Regions from separate parts of the Homo sapiens genome. Here region 1 is linked to region 2. A link is a loop called in an ENCODE intact Hi-C map of the cell type or tissue named here. Cell type or tissue: A673. All regions are shown on one strand. Links, peaks and the distances in the headings refer to the core of each region. The heading gives the core; the rest is flanking DNA.

What was found. Hi-C counts contacts between places; a loop is a spot of excess contacts. Peaks named below come from ENCODE experiments on the same cell type or tissue, not always from the same donor. Only the 100,000 strongest peaks of a DNase experiment are listed, where the experiment ranks them.
Region 1: a loop joins it to region 2, with 3 times the contacts of the local background. A loop is called at or near these places in 1 of 110 quality-filtered maps.

The regions. Positions count from the first base shown.
Region 1 is chr13:109,193,947-109,201,946 of GRCh38, forward strand. All of the region lies in intron 34 of MYO16 (myosin XVI), which reads left to right. It overlaps LOC124903207 (a long non-coding RNA gene), which reads right to left. Exons shown (of 2, transcript XR_007063864.1): 1 at 7,468-8,000. Among named protein-coding and RNA genes, the nearest start is that of MYO16-AS1, 31 kb to the left of the region's middle. In A673, for the core only: a CTCF peak has its summit at 3,136 (motif pointing right); a DNase peak (open chromatin) is centred at 3,185.
Region 2 is chr13:109,407,127-109,419,971 of GRCh38, forward strand. No RefSeq gene overlaps it. Among named protein-coding and RNA genes, the nearest start is that of LINC00399, 13 kb to the left of the region's middle. In A673, for the core only: no CTCF peak of the experiment used is centred there; DNase peaks (open chromatin) are centred at 4,365, 5,665 and 6,635; H3K4me3 peaks cover 1,525 bases; H3K27ac peaks cover 4,347 bases.

The DNA.
Region 1 (8,000 bases), core at 1-8,000, 220 kb before region 2:
ATCCTTTCAATCCAGATCAAATCACATATCCCAGTGGCCATACTGCCTTTAAATGTGTTGTTTCTCTTCTGTATTCCAACAGCAGTAATGACATGCATAAGTTATTAATCAATTAATGCTATCCTGCCTCGTGAAATTTTTGTACTTGTGTCTTGTCTAAGCATCTTTATTCATATAATTTTTATGCACTTATGTCTTGTTACCCAATTTGAATGAAAGCCCCTCGATGGAGGTGGTCAGATTGTGTGCATCTGGCTTAGTCCTATAGAACCCACCACAGTTCCTTGCATTTTCATAAACATATGAAGCACATTTATTAATTGATTGACACGGAAAACTTTTTTGGAAGGCAATGTAATTAATACATATAAAAACTGACTAAACTCAATTGTACCTGAAATGGCATTTTGACTCTACCACTTTCTAGCCAAGTGACTTTAGGCTTGAAAGGTGACTTTCTGCATCTGTGAAATGAAGATAATGATATTGAACCTGCATATTTCACACGGTTGTGAGTGTCGACTAGAGTACTAACGTGAAAATGTTTTAAGGATATAAATGATATCATGAAGATGATACTAGAAATGGGCTTTAGAAACCTTGAGGGGGCATCTATCAGGCAGGGAATTTTAATTCGGACGTACAAACCAGGATGACTGTAGGGAAGAAAAGTAGAATTCCAGGGTGTGTTCCACATATATCTGGTTGGGTTGAAATATAGAGACTGTGTCAGAATGGATGATGACGAGGCTAGAATAATTCAGTGTGGCCAGAAAATACAGAACTTTCTCAAAGCATATGGGCTTGATTCTTTCTTTAGGCTAGGGGAAGGCAGTGGCATTAAAGATTTTTGAGCAAGCAAATTATATAGACAGATTTTTTTCTCTCTAAAGAAAGTGGCAAGAGAACAGAGTTCATACAAGATCCTTATCCTAAATGTCACAAATTAACTATATTGCATGATTTGTAGTAAAATTTTTAAGTTTCTATTTTATAACTTTCAGTTATAAATGTATAATGTATAACATATACATTCACTCATCAGAGTCCATTTTTACTCATAACTATGTGTGGAGAGGTTAAAATCAGCTGCCAAATGCAAAAAAAAAAGGTACTTAAATTATACTAAGTGTGTTCCAGTATAATGTTACTTATTATAAAAGTAAAGAATAGTTGTTGATTTTTTTTAAGAAATTAAAGCATCCAGATAAGGTAAAAAATGCAAATCCTCTCTCTTGCTTCCTTCCCTCACTATTGTCCAGATATAGCTCCTCTTGTTTCCAATAAAACTTTTAACGTGCCTTTTAAAGGATATTTTCCCCTTTGTTTAAACCTTAAGCAACAAAGAAACAAAATCCCAAGAATGAATTTAATTGTATTGCTATATAAATGAATATTTCTGAATTAGGAAGGACCAACTCTTTTAAAACACCACAAGTGCTATTTTGACTTTCAGATATTTTTCTTGGTTCTTTAGAAGTGTAGATATATGTAAGCTTTTAATCAAAGACTTTTTAAAAATCACACTTTATGCTATATCTTTAGGATTTATTTAAGTAGACTTCGGTTTTATAGACTCTGTTTTTTCAAATTTCATTTTTCAACATTTTTTATTCTTCAACATCTTGTTAGCTCCAAGTAGAAATGCGATTTGCATTTGAAACACTAATATTCACTATTCAGTCAGCCAAGACATTTCCTTCTTTTAATTTCCATAAATGTCAGTAAATGCCTCTTTTCACCTTTGGGTGAATAGTCAATAGAAAAATCAATTCTGTGACAAATGAACAGCAACATGATTTTACATATGAATTATTTAACAAAGACTATTTTTATCCTTGAAGGGAAAGACTTAAGTTAAAAATCGGTAGCAAATTATTAATTTACATTTATTAATATGATCCACAGGAATGCATATCCATAGAAATTGAAGAAATTTTATATCTTATGTTTAATTGGTTCATGCCCTAGACCTCATAATTGTCCAATAGGAAATTATTGAAAATTAGTAAATATATAAATAATCAATAAACCTCATTAAGCCTTTAGATCACGTTGTATTTTCACCCAGGTTGTGAGAGATTTAGTGTTTTGTAATGCCTGAAAATAAGTGAACTAATTACAAGTGTCTCACTTTAGAGAAAACACTGGCATCACCTCCGTTTTTACATCACTTTATCAAACTCCATCTTCTTATCTAATTGATGTCTCCTAGATGTTGAGAGACACAAGATTCTTTACAGTAAAGTACAGAAATGGAAAGTAGATTCATGTCTTGAATGTCTAAATTTCAAATCACCAAGGTTTTCTCAATAACAGAATAAAATCATTTTTTAAATCCCCGTACTGAGTTGTCGAGTTAGTAATCACCAGTATCTTAAGTAGCATTGTAATTTTCTAAGAATTACCATTTCTATGAAGGAATCTTCTTGTTGAAAACCTAATAAATAGAAGGGAATTTGTTTGAGGGTGAGTATCCCAACCCATAGGGAAATGGGTCTGGACCATGATCATTTATATATCTGTTTGCATATCCTAGGAGCTTGAAATGCTTTTCTGGTGTTCAGAGGCACAGACATTCATTGAATGTAAATGACTTAGCTTTTACCTTACATAATCCTGTCTTAAGAGCAGAAAGAACATAGGGGTGTTAGAGGTTTAACCCAGGCCACATTTTAGGTGGTCCAAACTGACAGGAGCTTGTTTATGAGAAATGCTGGCCCCACCCTAAGGGCTCCAGTAATACTGCCTTGGCCACAAATGTTTGTGGAATGGATCCCTTTGTCAATTTCTTTGGACGTCAGGTTTTCCTAGCTCCGTATAAACCGTGACTTTGCTCTCTCATTACAGAACTGCAAGTGGCCCCCAAACTTTGAAGCTTTCAGCTCTCTTTTGAATGTCAACTTTAAAAATAAAAATTACAGAATAACTAGCAAGTGTCTTATTAGCTTATTCACCAAACAATTTTGTTTTTAAAGACATTAAACTGTCAGAGAGCCTGTGCACTTTTCTAAATGCCTGGATTTTGTACCTATTATAGAACAGTACAATTTTTTCCGTGCCATCCCAAAATAATAATTTTGGACATGTAAGTTTATTTGATCCCTTAACCCTAAGGCACTGCATTCTTTGGCCACCAGGAGTCTGTGGTGACTGTCCCCCTCTCCTTCAGCGGCTCCGCCCACTAGCCATTCAGATCTATTTAGGCATGTTGAATTCACAGCAAGAAACGAGCATGGGACCACCCACACCCCATGTGATTTCAGAGCAGCCGAGCATTTTTAATAAGTTCCCAGAGCTTTCTAGTGTTTGAAAAACCCTTCGCTGAATCTGTGAATGTGAAATACAACTCACGTGTAAGAATGCGTTCAGGGGAAGCCTGGCGTTGCTTGAAGGCACTCTCTTCTGTTCTATTTCCTGGACTTGATGGAGCTGAGTTGCCCATTTACCCCCAAGGTTTTTTTTTAAATGGACCCACACATTTAATACTGTGTGATAATGTTTCTCCCTTCTCTCAAACGTGGGCCATGCATTCATACGCTTACTCCCTTTAAACTCTCTAAGCAAGTACACTGGATACTTTGTGCTGGGTAGAGATTAATTTACTCATTTTAGGCTCCAAGGACACCATAGTCTTGTGAGGCAGTAACTAATTCTACCCACATGCAATAGATCAACATTACTCCAACTCTTGTAATATACATGATACTTTTTAAATGAAAGAAAAACATCCCCTTGACCCTTAAAGTTTCTTAAATTATTTTACAATGTTAATTAAATGTATAGACATACAGTGTTACAAATAATCTCTTTACTCTTTGAGCTTTCATTTCAGCTATAAAACCAAGGCAAATTGACCACTTGAGTAGAATAAAAGTCTACAAAAGCAAAATAAAGGTAAAATTCACAACATTGATGTTAGGCATGAGATTTTGTTTAGCTGAAATGACATGACTGTTGGAAACGTGCGCTGACTATTCTATTCATCAAGTTCCGTCAAGCTTTGTGTGTTTTTCCCACTTTATGCCACTGGCTAACCAAGCCCCTACCACTATTTCTATTTGAAATGACAGCCAGCTTTTGAACTTACCCTGCTTTGCAATATCACATAGCTTTTCTTGCAGGAAAAAGAAAATCTATTACATATTAAATCCATCTGCTCTTTTCTCATTAACCTACAACAGTATAAATAATATTACTTCTGTCATCCTACTCATAAATAAAATACAAAGACATAAAAAAATCTCATTGAGTACTAGCTTGAAATATAGATATTCAAGATGATACAAAGTACAATTACTTTAAAAAGATATCATGAATATATAAACGCAAATAAATTTTAAATTGTTGAAGGAATTTGAGGACTCCTGAAAATACAAACCCTAACTTCAGAAGCATTGCATTTAACAACTGTTTAAATAGGTCACTAAAATCTCTTCATACTCTTTGTTATCTTACCCCTAAAATTCAAAAAAGCTGTAAGAGTTTTCTAATTTTCTTCCTGTAGAACTTTATTTAGTTTTGAGTCATATATAAATCATAGTTATGTTTTAAATCTAATGTGTTGCTCAGTATTTTCTGGGTTGCTTTTTAGTAATAAAAGAATATATTATGTTATATTTATAAAAGGCCATAAATCGTGAGAAGTGCACCTATTTAGCATTACTTAACTGAGTCATCAGGATAATCATAATTCAGCAGTGTTTAAGGATTTTGTTCAAGTCAAGGAGCTAACCATGGTACAACTGTAACAGCTCATATTTAAACAGCACTCACTACTTTTGTGAGGCTTTCTTTTAAGACACCTGCATATGTGACTCATATAATCCACATCAAGTTGTTACAAGGTAGGTAATTTCTTGTGGTCCCACTTTACAGGTGATGAAGCCAGCGAATGCTTGTTCAGCATTGCACAAGTAGCTTGCATAGTTGGGTTCCATCCCAGGCATTCCGGCTCCAGAGGCCAGGTTTTTCAGCCACACTGACTGTGCTCAAAACCATCCTCCAATTCCACATGGGTTTGTCATTTCATCATAGAAAATGAAGTTTAATGTCATTCCTGTCACTTGTCTACGTCAAATCCTGTGGAAACCCTTCTCCTCGCATGTTCTTCTCCCCTGTTCTAACTGGTTAGGTGCCCATCTCACTTCTCAATATTCAGATCAAAGGTTAATTAACTTGTGAAGCCTCCTCAGACTTTCCTCCATAAAGCTTCCTTTCTCAAGTAAATGGTTTAATAAAAAAGGTATATATATATATATATATATATATATATATATATATATATATATATACCGTCATTTTGCCTCGCTCCATCTCTGTGCCCTGGGTAACACTTTAAGACACGTGTTTTGTTTGTCTAAAAGCTCCTTGAAAAGCAGCTCAGTTGTCCCATTCATGAAGCAGGGAGCTCCTAGAGCAGAGGCATACGATGCAAGCGTGAAGGTTTGCAGATGTGGAGTCCTTTGTACTTTCCCAGTCATAACACTTGCCTTCTGGTTCTAAAAGATAATGATTCTGTGTACAAAGACTATTATAAAAAGTTCCAGAAAAGAAAATAAATAAGTGACTCATTATCTGAAGTGGTGATATGGGGTGAAGATAATAAATCTTTTAAAGCAATGGAAAATGAGCTTTAAGTTAAAAGATACCACTATGGCATCCTTTATATTGTACAAACAAATCAGGATAAATTATACTCAGTGTGAAGCCAGCTGACTCCAAACTCACGCTGCCAGCAGCATCCTTAATCCCCAGAGGCAGTTTTTCTCTTTCCAAAAAGAAATGGTATCAAAACTAAAGCTTTTTGTTACAAAATCACTATTGCTTTTTTAATGATAATATTTAATTTACTGTGAATATCAAATAATGGTAAAGGAAGCCATGAGTGTTTTTGTTGTTACCAGTAGTACATAAAGTTTAAAGAATGGATAAACACTGATTTACATGATTTTACAGCACTGACTATTTTAAATGCTTTGTATTGTTTATATAGTACTGGACTGCCATTTAGATAGCATTCATGATTGTATTTGTTTGCTATTCTAAAATTTTAAAGCTTTTTCTCTATGAGAAGAGTAATTCTTGTGTTTCAGAATCTAATAAATAGATGGAAATAAAGCAGATTAAATATTGTTAAGGAGTACTGGCCTCCTCTTCTGATCTTCTATTTCTTGGCTCACAGATGATGATTTTAAAATGCCCTCTCAGGTAGGTTGAAGGTAGTGGCCTATCATAGTCTTACATAGAATTATAACCTTCATTATAACGTAACCTATGAAAATTCTTTGGTTTTATTTTAAATCAAGATCAATAAAATAAGATGTTAGCATCTTATTTCAGCCATTCTGGCAATTCTTATATACCTAGTAGATTTTACTCAATAGCTATTAATGTCTGTAATAGAAAAGAAGAAAATTTCCATGAAATCCCTCAATAAAGGGGTTTATTCTGAATGTTAATTGGTTATTGCAAACATCAGTCAAATTTTTGCTTATCAAAGAACTATGCAAAGTTCTTGTTTGTTGATTCAAATATGGTGTCCTGTACTCACTACATTATTCAATACATCAATACCCTCATTAAGAAAGGGCTTTCAAAGGGTTTATGTGTGTAAGTTTCACCTTTTATAAGGTACTTGGGAATTCAGATATTTTTAGTAAACACTGAGAAGCTTTGAAAGGGTAAGACAGCATTTTTTTCCAAAAAGAGAAGCAATGACTCAGGGGATCTGGGACTTTTTTTTTTTTTTTTGTCAAAATCCTTCCCGACAAGCCTAATTCAGATGAGCAGCCACTGAAAGTCACTCTCAGCAGATTGGCACTGCTGCTATGCTTCTATAGAGTGACTCAAATCTTTAAGTCTGTTCCTGTTATGAAGGTTAAGCAGAGGGTCACATCTAGTATATTTTGGTCACTATGAAACACTGCTGAAAAGAGTTTAGGATTTAGAGGAAATCTGGAGTGGATGTATTTTGTGCTTGGTGTAAGCACAGAGTTGTATGGTCTATCAAACACTAGCATTGAGATAAATACAGCATATGCCATAAGGAGATGGAAGAGTAACACCAACTGCTGGGTAGAGATTTGGATTCTGTTTGTTTGTCTAGTTTTTATGCTTTACTTTGTCTTGTTAGGAATTGGTCTCTATTTTCATATCCTTTTCTCTACAGTTCTTGCGTTCTTTTAGATTAATTGGATATTTATTATTTCACTGTTACATTAACTTTGATTAAATATTATATTATTCTTTTAGTAATTTCACAAGAGAAGACAACATGCATCCTTTACTCATTGCTTCCTAACAGATTTGATCACTTTGACCACTTTCTAATACTGCTAGAACCTTAAGACCTCGAAACTCTACTTAATCCCAATAACAAGGTTTTGCAGCTATTGATGGCATGCACTTGTGTTATTCATGTAATTTAAAGTCTATAAACATTTCAAGCATATAATTTATAGTTACCCATGGGTTTACTAATTCCAGTGTTGTTAATTCCCTCTTACATTTCCATTTTTTCCATCTGGAATCATCGTCTTCTACAAAAAAAAAAAAAAAAAAAAATCTTATTCTTTCTATTAATGTAAGAGGTTTGATGACAAATTCCCTCATTTTTGTTTGTCCAAGAACGTCTTTATTTCACTTTCTTTTTAAATTTCTTTTATTTCCATAGGTTTTTGGTGAGCAGGTGGTATTTGGTTACATGAGTAAGTTCTTTAGTGGTGATTTGTGAGATTTTGATGCACCCATCACCCAAGCAGTGTACACTGAACCCAATTTGTAGTCTTTTATCCATCATGCCCTCCCACCCTTTCCTTCCAGTCCCAAAGTCCATTCTGTCATTCTTATGCCTTTGCATCCTCATAGCTTAGCTCCCACTTATAAGTGAGAACATACAATGTCTGGTTTCCCATTCCTGAGTTAGTTCACTTGGAACAATAGTCTCCAATCCCATCCAGGTTGCTGCAAATGCCATTAATTACTTTTTATGCCAGAGT
Region 2 (12,845 bases), core at 1,889-9,888:
GAAACAATTAGAAATAAATCTCTGCAAAGAAAAAAGTTAAACTGTCTTACACAATTACTAATTATTGATATTTATTTGTTATAATAGTATACCTGGTGGGCACTTACTGGTAATTAAATCTATATATAGTAGATCGAGACCTTGCATATATATTGTGACCATTTCAGTGAATAGTAAGATGCGAAGAGATGGACACTGGTTCAATATTCTTGGTTACTGCTCTAAACGCTGATTTAGTTTCACAATGTTTATTTAGGCACCACAGATCATTAATATTAAGTGAACAAAATGAAATACTGTAACAATCTAAAACTATGCCAGATTTAGTAACTGAGAAAAGGTAAGACGACGAAAATGTGCTTTGCTGTTCGAACAATAACACCCAACAAAACATGTTTGGTGAAATTGAGAATCTGGAAAGGAAGTCGAGACCCAAAGAATTAATACTGGTTCAAAAGGAGAAATTTCAATGCTGAGAATAGCTACAATCAGATGCTGACTTCTTTAAAGCACCCCACACCCCCACCCAAAGAGATGGCCATATAAGGTAGACTTTTTTTTTTTTTTTTTTTGAGATGGAGGCTTGCTGTGTCGCCCAGGCTGGAGTGCAGTGACAGATCTCGGCTCACTGCAACCTCCGCCTCCCAGGTTCCAGCGATTTTCCTACATCAGCATCCTGAGTAGCTGGGATTACAGGTGCTGGCCACCACGCCTGGCTAATTTTTGTATTTTCAATAGTCAGTGTTTTGCCATGTTGGCCAGGCTGGTCTGGAACTCCTGACCTCAGGTGATCCACCTGCCTTGGCCTCCCAAAGTGCTGGGATTACAGGTGTGAGCCACCATGCCCGGCTAAGGTAGGCTTTTGATAGATAAACCTTACAAGCACGTGTCTTGGATAAAGAAATTGAGGCTGAGAGAATGATCTGATTGACGTCATTGAGTCAGTCAAGGCTGTAACTTGGGTCCAGGCTGTGTCACTCTCAAGACCTGCTCATTCCCATTCATGGGAGGACTTCCCTGTCCAACAATTCCATCTAAATTTATTTGCATTTTTTAAATCATTTATTTTCTTAGGCCTGAGCCTCTTTAAATAGGGTACACCTTCTTAGAAAGCAAAACATTACAAAAAATATAGCATATCCTAAATGTCACAAGGAGGAATTATTTTTGGTACCTCAATGGTTCAAAAATCTGTTTATACACAGTCATAAACTTTAATGGAGGGGCCCCTATCCATTCATTCTCTTAACAAACATTTTTTAAGCATCTACTACGTGCCAGGTGCCATGCAGAGCACTGGGAATACCAGAATGGGTGAAAATCATGCCTGCCTATGAGAGTTCAAGAAGTAGAGCAGAAAGCAGTGGCTAAAGGAAATGGCATTCACCCTGGATTGGCTCATAACTCAGTTGGGGGTGCTCAAGGGAGTTTTTTGGGGGGCAGGTGAACACAGATCTGAGTTTTATGTGACAGGTAGGAGTTTTGTCTGGGTAGTCTGGGAAGCAAGGACTGGATGTTGACCTCAGAAAGGCTTGAAAACGTGGGACTCACTAAAGAAATCAGTCTTTTTTCAGTCCAGCAGTTCAGAGGTGTAGTATTAGAAGATTGGGAAAGATTGCAGATTGTGAAATTTGCTGGCCAAGCTATGAAGTTCAATTTAACTCAGGGTAATAGGGAGCCACTGACAGGTCTGAAGCAGAGGAATAACATACTCACATTTGGCTTTTTAAAATAAATTACTCTGGCTGCTTTGAAAGGAGATAAATGGGAAGGGAATGAGGATAAGAATGAGGTCCAGGGAAACCAGTCACGAGGTTCTCAGCCATGGCAAAGTGAGAGGCACGGCGCAGACATTGTACAGGCTGGAACCAGCAGACCAGCCGTGGCTGATGCCTGATGACACAGGGTGAGGGCAGAGGTGGAATCACGGAAAGTCACGAGTTTCTTGTTGAAGTCTCCACTGGGTGTGTTAAAGCAAGGTTAGCCTCAAGCTGCCTCCTTCCATGTGTGACATTCGGCCAAAAGGTTTCTTGGTACGTCGTGAACTATAACCTAAATAGAGCTGTAAACAGACTGTAGCCTACTCTTGTGCCAATCACCAAGTGTTGGCCTATCAAAGGTGGCCAACTTTTCAAATCTTTTCAAATAAAGGGAACGCGGAGCTGTAGCCATCTGGCCGTTTCTGCACCTCACTTCCGAGTTCTGTCCATAAATCTTCTTCCACCCAGTGGCTGTGCTGCCAGAAGACTGCCCAATTTGCCAATCATTCTTTGCTCAATTAAATGCCCTTACATTTAATTTGGCTGAAGTTTTTCTTTTAACAGATTGAAACCTCAGTGTGGGAAGACTGGGAATCCAGGAGAAAAAGAAGGTTGGTGGGTAGATGGATTCAGCTTGGGAAGTTATGTTTAAGGTGCTTGTGTGAAATGCCTCAGGTGATTCCACAAACAGGCTGACTGTGCAGGAGGCCAGGCTGAGGACTCAATTGTGGCGGTCAGGAGAGTGTAGACAGCAAGCCACATGTGCCAGCGTATGCGGGGGACAGCCACAAAGCGAAGAGCCCCCAAATGGACTCAGAGAACTGGAAACACCTGAGCAGCAAGAAAACAGAGCCTGAGAGGGAATTTGAGAAGGAGCTCCAGGGAGGATTGGAGCAGCTCTAGCCCCAGAAACCAAGGGAATGAGCCAGGCAGGGGGGCCGTGTCTCTCCAGCCCATCAGCACATCATCTCCCCGTTTACTTACCGTATTTTGTTGTTGTTGTTGTTGAGACGGAGTCTCATTCTGTCACTCCGTCAGACTGGAGTGCAGTGGTGCAATCTTGGCTCACTGCAACCTCTGCCTCCTGGGTTCAAGCGATTCTCCTGCCTCAGCCTCAGGAGTAGCTGGGATTACAGGCGCCCGCAACCACGCCTGGCTAATTTTTGTATTTTTTAGTAGAGATGGTGTTTCGCCATGTTGGCCAGGCTGGTCTTGAACTCCTGGCCTCAGGTGATCCAACTGTCTCAGCCTCCAAAAGTGCTGGGATTACAGGTGTAAGCCACTGCGCCCGGCTGGTATTTTCATTATTTAAAAATTAGTGTGGGTTTATTGGTTAAAACCTAGACAATGGAAAACCTCATAAGAAAATATAATTTTTCCATAATTCTATCCCTGCAAAATAACCACTTTTCACACGTCTTTCAATTATATGCCTTTATACTGCTTTTACCTTAGTACCTTGAAAAAAATACTAGAAGATCAAAGTTGAGAAATAATTGCTTTTTTAGTTTTTCTGCAGTTGACTTTTGTACTTTTATGTACAATGATATCCACTTTTAGCTTTTTGAGAAAAATTCACTGATTATTCTGATGTTGAAGATAAAGGAGCAATAAACTTTTCCATGGGACTACGTGGTAAATGAATTTTATTTTCTTTCTGTAGGGAAATAGTTTTTATGATGGATTTCTATAAATATGTTTTAAATTCTTAAATATATAAACACCGAAAAATGTAGTTTAAAATTATTCTAGTCCAAAATCCAAAGGAAACAATTTTTTAGCTTTTTTAACTCAGAAGGTTTATACCACTCTCACCAGTATTTGAAGGACCCATTTCAGTACAATTGTTTTTTCCTGTGCTTTGTGCAAAGTACCTATTATTTGGGGTCTTTCAATGTTTTGAATATTTTGTTTTCACATTTTCTCCATTCTAGTGACTTATCTCTAGGCTTCTGATTAAAGACAATTTTAGGTAATATGTCAGGCATAAAACCAAGTACTGGCCCATATGTCCAGAGTCTACAAAAATAGACTAAAATAGGTGTGCTGTGCATGGCCATCTGCAGCTCGGGCAACCTTTGGTGTGTTTGGCTGCGTGCGAGCAAACCTTTGACTTTTCCTTGGCCGGGCTCTATAAGGACAGGGGAGCAGGACCAGGACCAAAGATAAAGGTAGGCCCAACTTGACTTTCCAACTCCTGCCAGCTCCTCCGTGTTTAGTGCCGCGTTGCCTCCATGTGTCTGAAGACGAGTTCATCGGCAGACTCCAAGACTGTCGAGAGGGTGGAGATCACCTGCCCACAGAACATGACTCTGTCTTGTTTCCGTAGACTGAAGAACTGGGCAGCAGAATGGCATAATGCCCACCTCTACTGCTGCTCACACCTTCTTCGCCAGCGGTATAACTTTTAAGTACGGACAAGTTCTGAAAAATTTCCTATGCGGTATCTTTCAGAAAACTCCCGTACCCGTTAAGTTTTTTAATTGCACCTTGAAATGACCGTGGCAGAAATAGCCACATTCTCATATTTTAAAATGCTGCAATGTTTTGAGTGAAGCAGTGAACATCTTCAAGATTCTGGCTAAATTCCATAGCCGTATCTCAGACAGTGTTTCTCAAATCTGTGTCATCTCTAGACAAAGGCAATTAATTGCACTAGTCTGTAAGCAGAGGAAACAATTTTCATTCTTTAATAGGCACCAACTGGAATGAACCCTGAGATACATGAAGCCTTTTTTTTCTCCATGTGCAAATCAGCACATGGTACAAGTTGTTCTTAGCCAGGTACATTTTGCTATGTCACTTGGTGCAGAATAAATCATACCAGAAAAGGCACAATATTACCTTCCCTGCAGTCTTCAACAAGGGATGTATCCAGGAGCAAATTAGGATTCTTGCACCCAAAATTAACACAGGCTGTAGTTTTGCAACCAATAACAACCAACAGCTATTTAGAACAACAAATGTGTTCTCCTGTCAGACAAGGTAGAAGGAGAGCCAGGCACCCTGAGCAGGGAAGCCACATCACCATCTTTTGTAGCTGTGAACTCAGGTTGAAAAATGAAGAGAAATGTTTTAAAAGTGTCAAATTTACCAAGTCAAGTTTTAAAAACCTGCACCCTCCTGATAACATTTTATATGCTTTCTTTGGAACACAAAATCCATGGAAACTTAGGTGTGGCCTACATAATTGTTTAAATTCTGAGTTTTTGCATTTTTGAATTCTGAGGTTGAAAACTGATTTTAAAATAAAATATCAAAACAGAATTTTGCCTTCCATGACAAGCAATGTCAGACTCAAAATAATTTACTATTTGCAGTTGTGTCATTAAAAAATCTAGGTGGCATGTTGTTGTATTGAACTTGCGTTTAAATTTGAGGTCAAGAACCTAAGCCTCATTCGTCTCATACAGAGAACTGCACACTTGTGTGCACACAAATACATGCATGCTCAAGGGTGCACACGCACACACACATACACACACACACAGCAGACACTACTGGCTCATCCGTCCTGTTAATTATCCCTGACCCTTGCAGTTTTTCCCTCTTCCCCTCCCTCACACTGGGGTGTCTTGGAGCCCTCAGCAGCGTGGTGTGCTACATGGACTGTCTGGCCTGTGGAGACCTTTCTGTCTGGGACAGTACCATTCTGTCTAGACAGGGAGGGACCATATGTTTTGGTTGTTATTATCAACACCAAAAGCACCTCTCTACAACCCTTTGCTGAGACTCCTTTTAAAAAATTTTTAATTCCAGAAGCGCTTGTTGCAGAAACCCTGGAAGGTCAAACCCTGATTCAACAGCATTGCGTCTCTTCCTTGATTCTGCAGAACAGTCTGCCCTCCCCCGTGGCGAGTGGCTGCAGCCGCTGCAGTTATCTGTGCACGAGGGCCGTCTTGCTTGCAAACGATGAACACAATTCTGCCTGGTTGGGAAGGGGAGTGAGCCTGGCCACGCAGACAGGCAGAGCTGGGTTTAAAACGCTGCTGGTTTAGAGGAGCTCAGCAGTTCACAGCTCCCAATTAGGCTGGCTGTAAATGCACAGGCTTTAACCTCCAAAGGCAAAAGCTTAGATGTGCAGGGCGATTCCAAGAAATATTAAACATCAAATAGAAATATCATAATCCACACAAAGCTTATTACTATGCAGGTGTTAGCCCAGTAGTTCAAAGGTACTCCTTATATTTAATGAAGGGAATTAGTTCAATAAAAGTTTATATGCTGCATGTTTTCCATATTGTACATGCATTCTTTACATTATGTGTTATTCTACTTGCCATAATGAAATCTTCAAAGAACTAAAATGCCCCGTGGCTAACAGATTTTACAGATCAGACACCATGGGACAAATAACTTTTGCACTTTTGATTGTACCTAGTGAAAGGGGTTTTATTTTGTTTTTCATTGTACTCAGACAAAAATCCAGAACTCCATTTCTGAGACATTTTAAAGGACCTATCAGTAAAAGGAAGAAGTAGCCTGTTCACTTTGAACTTGTCCTAAGTTTCTTTGTCATAGAACTACTATTCCCCAAAAGGTATGCTTTGAAGAGATATTTTGCGTTTGTTTGTAAACGAGTCTTACTATAGCTCGTACTGAACTAAAACCCCGACGCATAGAACTCATTTCTTTTCTCAAAAAATACATCTTAAAGAATCGTCTTATATTTAAGAAAAAGAAGGCAACAATATCGTTTTATGTCAGGAAAATAGAAAAAGCTGGGTGCAGTCTGTTCTAGTGCATTGAATTTCTCTTCTACATTTGCAAAACTAATTTGGAAAATTCAGACTGATACTAACCCCGTTCGGGGTTCATGCGGATATGTTTTAATACCCCACGCGCTTCTCAGTAGTAGGAAGTCCTCCTGCTGCTGATCCTGCCAGTTTTCTCATCTCAGCTTGTCCCCTGCACATACATTGAGTCACCAGAGGTTTGATAAAATATTCTAGGTTTATTAAATATTTGATCCTTACAGACATTAAAGTGAAGTCATCTGATTTTTTGGCTTCTGTCTGACTGATTAAAATACTCCTCCTCCTCCCACTCCTCCTACTAATAATATTACTACGGAGAAGATATGGCTAGTACTCAAGATCATGTAGCATGTTAGGAATAAAAAGGAAAAAATTTTGCTTTGTTCATACCCTAAACTTATTAAGCATCTTTGTTTCTAACAAATCGGAAAAATAGGCATATTAAGTACTATAATTATTTTGCACTTTGATGTCATTAAATTGTAATAATAAATAAAAAATAAAGCAAGAGGAAGAGAAAAAAAGACAAAAAGAATGAGAACAAACTCTTCAGTTTAATTAGATCCCATTTGTCAATTTTTGCTTTTGTTGCAATTGCTCTTGGCATCTTTGTGATGAAATATTTGCCTGTGTCTATGTCCTGAATGGTATTGCCCTAGGTTGTCTTCCAGGGTTTTTATAGTTTTGGGTTTTACATTTCAGCCTTTAATCCATCTTGAGTTAATTTTGTATATAGTGTAAGGAAGGGTTCCAGTTTCAGCCTTCTGCATGTGGCTAGCCAGTTCTCCCAGCACCATTTATTAAATAGGGAATCCTTTCCCCATTGCTTGTTTTTGTCAGGTTTATTGAAGATCAGATGGTTGTAGGTGTGCAGTCTTATTTCTGGGTTGTCTATTCTGTTCCATTGGTCTATGTGTCTGCTGGGGTGGGAGGAGGGAGAGAATCAGGAAAAATAACTAATGGGTACTGGGCTTAATAGCTGGGTGATGCAATAATCTGTACAACAAACCCCCATGACACGAGTTTTTCTGTGTAACAAACCTGTACTTGTATCCCTGAACTTAAAATAAAAGTTAAAAAAAAAAAAAAGTAGGATGCTGGGGGAAAAATGAGAAAAAGAAAGAATATTTAACCACAACTGCAGCCCAGGCCACTCAGTTCTCCCAAATGCTGAGCTTCTGGGTCTCTGCGTTAATTCCCGTCAAATAACATGAAAGCTGGAGGATCCAGAGCCGTTCCTTGCAGAAACTGACTTTCAATTTGGCACCTCTTATGCTGTCTTGAAGAAAATATCAATTTAACTGACAGTTTTTGAAGGAAAGTGGATATCATAATGTTTTAAAATTTCCAAATATTAGCTCATGCTCATGACTGTCTTAGAACATGTTGTACTCAACTTAATCTCACATCCCGAGAAACTGAGGCAAAAAGTGGGCTCTAGTTATTTGCATAAAGGCATGGAAACTTAAAGAAAAAGTCATTTCAGAATCTCCGTGTTAAAGGGGACACTATCTCTTAATCATGCCTTATACACCATAATTTCCATAGTTTATCTTGAGATTTCTTTTCTTCCCCCTGTTTTAATAAAAAATTTCCCAGGAAATTGCCCAATAACTGCCACATAAGGGAGACAGATGTTCTAAGAAAAGAACAATTTTATTTTATAAGGTATCTTTTAACATACGCATGTGAAGTCTCATAAATTGTCTAAGAGTAACAACATTCAATAAAAGGTAAGGCTATAACGGAATTTTAAAAATGTGATTCTGCAAAAAGCTAATCTAATATAATTATGTGCGTCTGAAGATAAAAATGTATCAAGGAAAAAAACTCCGAGTATCTAGGGTAGTGATGGGTAACGTGCCTCTTAGGCTTACCTCATTTTTCCCAAGTATAACTTCTCCAACTCTAGTTTTCTTTCACCCCATATGACTATAATAACTTCGGGAAAAGGGTATTTTTTTTTTCCTTATTATAAAAGCAAATAATAACTATTGTGAACATTTTAGAAAGAAAAAAAAATATGAAAGACAAAACTAAGAACTCCCCACAACACCATTACCTGGATGAAACTGATGTTAATTTGTCTTATTTATTTCTAGCTCCGTTTTTTCCTCTGCAAGGGAAATAGGAGAAATATATTGAAAAATACATGAATACAGATGTGTTGCGTTTCTTTCATTTTCATTTATGAGATGGCCTCCGTAGTCATCTCAAATACACAACTGTCTAGAGGAAATTAAGATTTTATCTCAGAGATACCCAGAGAAATATTCCGCTTCTGACATTCAAAATGGGCATTTTTCCCCCAGAAGACACTGCTGCAAAAGACAAGGATTTGGTTTGTTTGGATCTCAGGCTCAGAAGTGTCAGTCATTCACACTTCTCGGTTCACGGAACATTTTCGTAATTGTTTTGAGCTGGGAAAGGGTTTTGTAAATTCCACCATCTCTTCCTTTCACAGGTCAAAATGTCCTTGTCCATTGAATCAGCCAATGAGGATCAGGAGACCGAGGGCGGAGCGAGGCTGGAGGAGGTGTTCCTGGCTCCTCGCCTGCCACTTAGAGTTGGCCTTTACTGCAGACCTGGGCTCCTCTCAGGCTCTAGAGAGTTGCCCTCCTCAGGTGCTGGAAGCCACCCCCTCCTCTTCACCCGCCCATCCAGGGTCCACGGAGGCATTCTGCAATTGCTAGCCCCAGACCCACTTTCCACATTTCGGTAGTTTGTGAGTAAGCCGTTTGTTTTCTGGGGGCGATCTTGGCTGACACAGAGTGACATGCAAGTCCCAATTTCCCCTACAAAATGCAAACCCCTAAGACAGGGCAGTGGAATAGAAAAGTGAGGGGACACCAAAGGCAGAAAGAAGACACTAGTCCACCTTCCTGAGTGAACCTTTTGGGAGAAATCTGTGTGCAAAGTCAACTTGACCTAGTGAAGAAATCAAAGGACTGGACTCAGGCCACCAGGGAATCAACTTTCACTCTCAGCTCTCCTGGCTCCTCAACTCCCAGGGCAGTGTGGTGTGGCTCTGTCTGTCTGTCCGTCTCTCCATCTGTCATCTGTCTGTCTGTCTATCTATCTATCCATCTGTTAATTTGTTTATCTCTCCATTGACATCTATCCATCTGTCTTCTATCCCTCCATCTATTAGCTATCCATCTATCATCTATCCATCATCTGTCTATGTCTCATCTATCCATCTATCATCTGTTTATCTCTCCATCATGTCTCTTTTTATCACTCATCTAGCCATAATCTGTTCATCTTTCCAGCTATCATCTATCCATCTATCATGTCTATCTCTTTCTCTCCACCTATCATCTGTTCATCTGTCAATCGATCTCTCCATCTATTATCTATCTATCTATCTATCTATCTATCTATCTATTACCTATCCATCTCTTGTCTATCATATCTATTTTCTATCTACCTTTCTATTTATCATCTACATATCTATTATCTAGCTATCCTCTGTCTATCCTTCCATCATCTATCGATCCATCCTCTGTCTAATTATCTATACTTTATCTTTCTCTCCATCAACACAAAATATTTAAGTATCGTGTATATTGTAACCATATTGCTATAAAACTTTGATTTCTATTTTTTCACCACAAGTTATGAAACTTTTTCTTGTATAATGGCTGTGAACTAGCTCAGTTTTAATTTGTTGAACAGCATAGTGATGACCAAGCTCACAGCCTTATTAGCATACACAATTACTTTGCTTAGAAGCGGGGGATAGAGAGCTCTAAAAACAAAAAACAATTCTTAGAAAATTCAGAGAAGCCCCCAATGTTCTGAAAGCTCCAAATAGATGCTATGAGGTTGGATCAACTGTCTTTTCTCTTTTCTAGGTGTGTGATACCTATTAAAGTTACAAGACTCATCAAACACATCAACTTAACAGTAACATACTTAATAACAACGTATATTTAAGCACTTTAAACTTATTGTCCTTTTTGGGCTTTTGGTCTAGTTTGGGCTTGTCCTGTATATAAAGCCCAAGCTGGCTTTTCAATATCATATCATCAAATAATATATAATAAATATACAATTTTTTTGTTGCTTGTACTGCAGGCTTTATATAAATATACTGCACTTATACGTAAATTAAAATGCTGTTCTGAAAATTTTTATAATATATATTTTTGCATACAACTCTGATTATTTCTTTCATCATCCAGAAGTGTGACATAGAAAAAATGGTGAACACTGTTAAGTTTCTTGGGGGTATATCAATAAGCTGTCTCCAAAAGGAGCATATGATTGTAGAGTCCCACCACACTCACAATGCACACTTTTTTCCACTCTAAATTTTTGTGTTTAATTTTTAATTTTAAAGTAATTACTGACTTTTAAAAAGTTGCAAAAATAGTACAAAGAATCTTCACCTTCACCTCAATTCTCCCAGTGATAACAACTTAAATAGCCACAGTAAAGATAGAAGCATTAGAAAAAAATAACATTGGTACAATACTGTTATCTAATCCACACACTTCATGTCAGTCTCACCAGTTGTTCCATTAATGTGCATTTTTTTGGTCCAGGATATAATGCAAAATCACATGTTGATTGCATGTAGTTTCCACTTCACAATAATCTTTAATCTGGGTATTTCCTCAGTCTGTCTTTCAAGACTTTATGCTTTTGAGGACTGCTGGCCAGTTATTTTATATAATGTTCCCTATTTCAGCTTGCCTCACATTTCCTCATGACTGAATTTCAGTATTATATTGGTGACAAAAGAGATGTATTCTTGACACATTGCACTGGTGATGTTAACTTTTTAGATCATTTGATTAATGTAGTTTTTGGCTTGTTTTTCTAATGGTCAGGAAATCTGCCTTTACAATGTAATTCTAATTAAAATGTGGAGAAGGAATGATAGAAATAGAAAATCATTTGGTAGACACCATAGGTGGTGGTGTCTGCAGGTCATCCCCATCAAGAGAGAAGTCTGAATCTTCAGTAGAATTCCAACTAATAAACATAGAAAGAATGATAAAAAATAGAAAATACAATTTGGCAAACTCCACAGTAATTATTGTTTCAAGCAAAAATCATCACTGGATGCTTAAAGTAGCACCCGAAATGTGAGAAACAAGGCATGTACAACCTCAAAGTATCTCTCTACATGATATGTATTAATTACAAAGGGGAAATAGTAACTTTACAGCAAAAAACTTAGCAAACACCATGATATATTTTATAAGCATCCTCAGTGGGGAGAAGCCATTAGCATGATAAAAAAGTTGTTTAATTTGAAAAGAGAGAAAGATATATTTACCATATATGCTAGTTACATGTTTTTTTCTTTTTTTAATAAATTGTCCCTTATCATTCTTTGCAAACATTTCTCTTAGGTCTTTCACGGTTTCACCAACTGACTTATACTCTGTTTTTATGCATGAAGTACATTCATCTATTTTTTGTCATGTTTGTTGCAGTTTTCCCTAGGTGGTTTTTTCCCTTTTAATATTCCTTATGCCGACTTAAGAAATAAAGAAGCTTTCTATGTAGTTGACTGCACTGATTGTTTCCATTATTCTCTCTTCCATTATTTCTGTGACTATATAATTTTTCAACATTCTTGAGAAGAGAAAAATATTCCCTCTGAATTTTCCACCATATGTAATGTTCTTTTTTTTTTCTCAAAGGATAATACGTTGTTTCAGGAAAAAAAAATGTAACTCGTAATCCTTCTGTTTTCACAATTTTGTGACACTGCTCTTATCATTTATTGTTTCCAAAGTATGATAGTGTGTTTCTAATTCATTTATTTAATACATCGATCCATTCACCAGACCCAAAGTGATCTGCCCATTGAAGTTTTATGTCTGGACAAAAATGGCCCTTGTTTCTCTTCTTTCTCAAAATGTTGCCCTTTAATTTCATATGATTGATCTTCCTGGCAAACTTTGGTGGAATTCCTGTGCCAATAACCTCCACCTTCCAAATTTCCCGAGCATTTTGATTGAAATTGCACTAAGCCTACAGTATTGGCTAAGTTTGAAAGGAAATAAGATCCTTGTAATAATCGATTTGCTGTATTTTCAGCTTTCCTTTATTTAAGTTTTCTTGATGTCCTTTTGGGAAAAACGGTAGTTTTGTGACACTAAAATTTTTGACAACTGGTATGATAATAAACTATATTAATATATTTTCATACAAATTAATTAAATATATGCCTCGAAAGTAAAATATACCCTCCTTTATCCATTAACTGACTGAATTAAACTATATATATATATTTAAGTGCTTACCATGTGATACATTTAGCACCATTTTCTCTAAAATCATCAATTCCAAATTATTTGTTTATAAA